Regions from separate parts of the Homo sapiens genome. Here region 1 is linked to region 2. A link is an interaction called in ENCODE POLR2A ChIA-PET data of the cell type or tissue named here. Cell type or tissue: MCF 10A. All regions are shown on one strand. Links, peaks and the distances in the headings refer to the core of each region. The heading gives the core; the rest is flanking DNA. Region 1 overlaps PLCB4 (phospholipase C beta 4). Region 2 has its middle 17 kb from the start of PLCB4.

Region 1 (2,924 bases), core at 110-2,609, 150 kb before region 2:
TTACTGCTGAGTAGTATTTTATTGTATGGATATGCCAGATATTATTTTTTCATTCTCTAGTTGAGAGATACCTGGATTGTCTCCAGTTTCTGATGACTCTACATGAAGCTACCATAAACACTAGTGTACAGATTTTGGTTTATGCATAAGTTTCCATCACTTAGGTAAATACCCACAAGTGGCATGGCTGGGTTATATGTATTATATGTTTAACACTGTAAGAAACTGTCCAACTGTCTTTCAAAGTGGTGGCACCATTTTGCATTCCCAACAATGCATGGGAATCCCAGATACTCTGCATTTTCACCCACTTGGTACCATCTAGTTTTTTTTCTTCTTATTTTAGCCATGCTCATAGGTGTGTGATAATATCTCATTGTGATTTTTAAAATGATGACTCTTTGCAATCTGTCAAATGTTAGAGTACCATGTATTTCTACCTTTCTACCTTTAAATAAGTAATGTATTATTATGTCCTTTTTAAAAACAAGGCAAGAAGCCCAGACAGTTAAGTAAATTTACACAGTTATAACATGCAGAAGATCTGATTCCAGAAGAAATATTCCCTCTACAAGGTTGCATATATGTGCCTAATACCTACCAATATTAATATTACACCAATAATAATAATCACAATAGATTCCCATTTAGCAATAGGAAATAATTCTAATACATCATAACTTTTATGAGTATAAAAATCCTACATTATTGATAATGCAAACACATGCATATGCAATTATATATATACAGTACTATACACACAGGTACATTTTATTATAAAAGGCAGTTTGTCAAGCATATTGATAGTTTAAATTTAATTGCAAAGGGAGGAGCATTTAATATTTAGAAAACACAAAATTATACCAGTAACATTACATAATTGCATAATAATGATCTGATTATAAATATTAGCTGTTCCAAGGAAGATTTCCATTTTTAAACAACTTATTCACTTTTTATTCTGTTACTGTTTGTACTTTAAGAAAACTAAATATATGATATGGAATTTTTACCATGTCTGATTTCTTCCCACTTTGTTGTCATGTTTACCTGCCTTCTGCTGCTGAGGATCATTTTATGCATTCCTTATCTATTCCCATAGATGGAACAGGAAATTAAATGTCTTTCCATGAAAAATAGTTATTTTACTCATTCAACAAATATTTATTGCATTCCTAGCAAGCTGGGGGGAGGGGAGGGGTAGTGGTTACCACTTGAGATAACTGGCCTTGGCAAGGGTGTCACTCATGAAGTGACTTATGAGCAAAGACCTGAGAGAAGTGAGTGAGTCAGCCTCAAGAAGACTGAGAGGAAGAGGAATCCAGGGAGTGGGACCAGCAGATGCAAAGGCCTTGAGGGGAATGCTGTATTCTGCAAGGGTGAAGAGACCAACGTAGCTGGAAAACAGCAAGTGAAGGAGGAGGACACCAGAAGGGATGAAATCAGAAAGGTAAAAGGGAGTCAGATCACAGAAAAAGACAATGATTGGATCTGATTTTCAATTAAATGGGAAGCAATCAGAACATTCTGAGCAGTAGTTGCCTGGTCTGACCTAAGTTTTAAAGGAACACTTTGTCTTTTGGAGAACTGACTACGGCAGGGCAAGAACAAAGCACCGAAACCAGCTAACAGGCTACTGCAAGAGTCTGAATGAGTGATGACAGTGGCGTGGTCAAAGGCGGTAACAGTTAACATTGGGAAATGCTGTTGGATTCAGTACAGATTTTGAAAACAGAGACAACAGCATTGGTTGATGGATTGCATTCAGACGTGTAAGAAAGGGAAATGATTTCAAACCCAGCATTGAAAAAGTTAAAGAAACTACAATCACTTAGTCTGAAAAACAATGAATAGTTTTAACATGAATCTTTAAGAAGCTAAAACACAGTGACATACTAAGTAGCTGGTATCCATTTTTGAGAGTCAAGAGTGAAAAACGGGAAACTGAGACTGTCATTTTCAATAACTAACTTTGGGAACATCTGCTGCTATCACAGAGGGAAAGTCATTGAGAATTCTGAGTAAAGATCAAAATCAGAATACCATTCTCTCTCTCCTGCCCTTGATGACTTTTATGTAATATATTCCCAGTGAGCTATTGTAGGCTGAGATTGACAGGAATCAGCCAGAAGATGGATTAACAACAGATAAACAGGTTGACTGAAATGTAAATAGATGAAGATTAATGCAGTGGAGAGCATGAACAACATGCAGGAAGAGATAAGACTCAAAATAAGTAAATTGTAATTTTAAAAATTTCGCATGCTGCAACAATTGTCTGAAATAATAAAAATCTGGGAGACCTGGCATTTAGAATACCAATTTTTGTTCATTTCTCTCAGAAAATTAAGGATGCTGTTAAGATCAAAACCATTTGTTATGAATATAACCTAGTGTTTCAAGACTAAGAATAATGATTTTAAAGAAATTCAGGACAATTTCGAAGAACCAGAGAAACTGGAATTGTAAGTGGTACCGGACAACCTTCCCCTAGATTTCAGTGTCCCCACCATCTGAGATCCAAGAGTGAAAGAAACAGTCAGTGCTAGGCTAACAGGGTTCTCAGGATTCCATCAGTGATGGGAACATTGAAAAAGCCAACTTGGAATCAAATACTCAACGTACCGTCCTTTAGGTTTATTCTCAAAGTTATCTAACATGGGGTTTCTACACTGTTTAATAAATGCTTATTGAATGAATAAATGAAACTTTCCACCACTGTTGGGATGGGGAGGGTAGGAAGAAAAACACACCTCCATTTTTATATCCTTCTTTCCCAAGGCAAACCCAATGTACTTCCCTAGTTATGATTCTAGGGACTTGTCAAGGTGATTTAGTGTTACAATCCAGAGCTTTGAATCCTATAGTTCCAAAAGAAATGACACACAAAAAAGACTAGAGACTATTTTGGAATTTCTTTTAAA
Region 2 (2,924 bases), core at 152-2,651:
GCCCAACCCAGAAATGGGGCTGAGGACAAAGGGAGACTTGGCTGCTGCTCTCCACAAGGTCCTCGGTGGGGCAGAGGCAAAACTATGCTGGACATCACCCCAAGAAACAATGCATCACCATCCTAAGGGAAATCACCTTGAAATAGGCCATCAGCTGCATACCCAGCCAGAGGAAGACTGGGGCATGTTCCTCCACCAACAGACAGTCATTTCTATTTCCATTTCTCCTATTTCCTCACTATTTATATAAAACAAAGGATTACAACCTGGAAGGAGAGGAAAGAAACGTTCCCATAAAAGACAACGAATTTCCAGGCTAGGAGCAGTGGCTCACGCCTGTAATCCCAACACTTTGGGAGGCCGAGGCGGGTGGATTACGAGGTCAGGAGATCAAGACCATCCTGGCTAACATGGTGAAACCCCGTCTCTACTAAAACTACAAAAAATTAGCCGGGCGAGGTCGCGGGCACCTGTAGTCCCAGCTACTCGGGAGGCTGAGGCAGGAGAATGGCATGAACCCGGGAGGCGGAGCTTGCAGTGAGCCGAGATCGCGCCACTGCCCTCCAGCCTGGGCGACAGAGCGAGACTCTATTTCAAAAAAAAAAAAAAAAAAAAAAAAGACAATGAATTTCCTTTCTTACATGGGAGAAGAATTAATAATGCTGCCCACACTGCTTCTCTCCCTGAAATTTCCAAGTTTCCAAGTCAGGAGGTAAGAAGATCTCTAAAAGGTCTAAATTAAAACTAATTTAAACTGGAGATTTAAAGTGGACCAATCTGAGTGCAGTGGAGCGTGTGATCAAAGCTTACTGCCTGCTCGACCTGCCGGGCTTAGGTGTGCCTCCTGCCTCAGCCTCTCAAGTAATGGGGACTACAGATATGTGCTACCACACCTGGCTATTTTTTTTTTGTCAGTAGAGATGGGGTCTCATTATATCCCCCAAGCTGGTCTTAAACTCCTGGGCTCAAGGGATCCTCCTGCATCAGCCTCCCAAAGCACTGGGATTACAGTCATGCGTCATAACACCCAGTCTGATTTTTTTTTAGGTAACAAAGTATAGAAAGATATCACTAGTTACCACCAATATTGAGTTCTTTCTTTCTGAGCACATACAAAAAAAAAAAAAAAAAAAAAACCTTACATTTCTCATCCTTCTTGGAGTTAGGCAGAGCTGTGTTTTATTTGTGAATCAATGGACTGTGAGCAAAAGCGACAAGTGATATTTTCATCTGAGAAAGTAAAAATCCTGCAGGGTTTTCTTTTCCTGCTGTGGCCCCCTGAAAATATACATATTAGATTAAACTGAGTCATGAGATGTAAGCAGGCTGGATCTCTGAGTCACCTCTTGGAAGGGAGGTGTCCTGGAGTTCTGCTGGGCCCATAGCAGATTTTCTATGAGTCATAAACCTTTGTGAAATCACTGGGATTCCTAGCTAATTTATAATGACAGGATAGTTTAAGCTATTCTGACTCATGTAGGAATTGAAACTGGAAGTAGAGGGCTGTCATAACACAAACCTAAAATGTTTGGTGGAGACTTGTCAGTTAGGTGGTGAACAACTGGCTAATGTGTATCCGAGTCTGGAAAAACAGTGACGCATATATTACAGGAGCAAAATATTTCTTAAAACAGTTGTCAATGGAACCTTGGGACATGTATTAGATTTTGATTATTACTCCAATGAATTACTACAAATTTAGGCTGAAAGCAACACAAACTTATTATCTTAAAGATCTGTAGTGCAGGAGTCCTATGTGAGTCTCACCAGGCTGAAATCAAGGTGTCAGCAGGCCGCATTTCTTTCTTCAGGCTCCAAGGGAGAATCTGGGTTTTTGCAGTCGGGTTGTTGGCAGAATCAGTTCCTTGCAGTTGTAGCATTGAGATTTACATTTCCTTGCTGACTGTAAACTGAGGGCTGTTCCAGCCTCTAGAGGCTATCTCACATTCCTTGACTTGTTATCCCCTTCCTCCACCACCAAAGCCAGCAAGGGCAGATACAGGCATACCTTGTTTTACTTGTTTCACTTTATTGCACTTTGCAGATATTGCTTTTTTTTTTAATAAATTGAAAATTTATGACAACCCTGCATCAAGCACATCTGTTGGCTCCACTTTTGCAATAGTGTGTTCTCGCTCTGTGTCTCGTTGTCACATTTTAGCAATTCTCACAATATTTCAAACTCTTTCATTATTATCAGGATGATCTGTGATCAGTGATCTGTGATGTTACTATTGTAATTGTTTTGAGGTGCCACAAACTGCGCCAATATAAAGTGATGAATGTTGTGTGTGTTCTGACTGCTTTACCAACTGCCCATTCCCCATCTATCTTCCTTCCCTCTGGCCCCCCTATTCCCTGAGACAACAATATTGAGATTGGACCAATTACTAATCTAACAATGGCCTCTAAGTGTTCAAGGTGAAGGGAAGGGTCACATGTCTGTCACATTTGATATAAAACTAGAAATGATGAAGCTGAGTGAGGTAGGCATGTCAAAAGCAGAGATAGGCTGAAAGTGAGGCCTCTTGCACCAAACAGTTAGCTAAGTTGTGAATGCAAAGGAAAAATTTTTGAAAGAAATTAAAAGTGCTATTCCAGCGAACACACAAATGTTAAGAAACCAAAACAGCCTTATTGCTGATAGGGAGAAAGTTTGTGTGGTCTGGACAGAAGATCAAACCAGCCCAAATATTCCCCTTAAGCCAAAACCTAACCCAGAGCAAGGCCCTAATTCTCTTCATCCTATGACAGAGAGGTGAAGAAGCTGCAAAATTTGAAGTTAATGCAGCAGGTGACATTAAGTTGAAGCCAATGTTTATTTACCATTTCAAAAATCCTAGGGCTAGGCCAGGCGTGGTGGCTCACTGCTGTAATCCCGGCACTTTGGGAAGCCGAAGTGGGTGGATCATCTGCGGTCAGGA

Evidence for each region. ChIA-PET counts read pairs that join two places held together with the same protein. Peaks named below come from ENCODE experiments on the same cell type or tissue, not always from the same donor. Only the 100,000 strongest peaks of a DNase experiment are listed, where the experiment ranks them.
Region 1: POLR2A ChIA-PET joins it to region 2 with 9 read pairs; 2 of 35 experiments call an interaction of 5 or more read pairs at or near these places.

The regions. Positions count from the first base shown.
Region 1 is chr20:9,199,130-9,202,053 of GRCh38, reverse strand. All of the region lies in intron 2 of PLCB4 (phospholipase C beta 4), which reads right to left. Among named protein-coding and RNA genes, the nearest start is that of PLCB4, 130 kb to the right of the region's middle. In MCF 10A, for the core only: no CTCF peak of the experiment used is centred there; DNase peaks (open chromatin) are centred at 1,273 and 1,673.
Region 2 is chr20:9,050,210-9,053,133 of GRCh38, reverse strand. No RefSeq gene overlaps it. Among named protein-coding and RNA genes, the nearest start is that of PLCB4, 17 kb to the left of the region's middle. RefSeq lists an enhancer at 936-2,135. In MCF 10A, for the core only: no CTCF peak of the experiment used is centred there; a DNase peak (open chromatin) is centred at 1,413.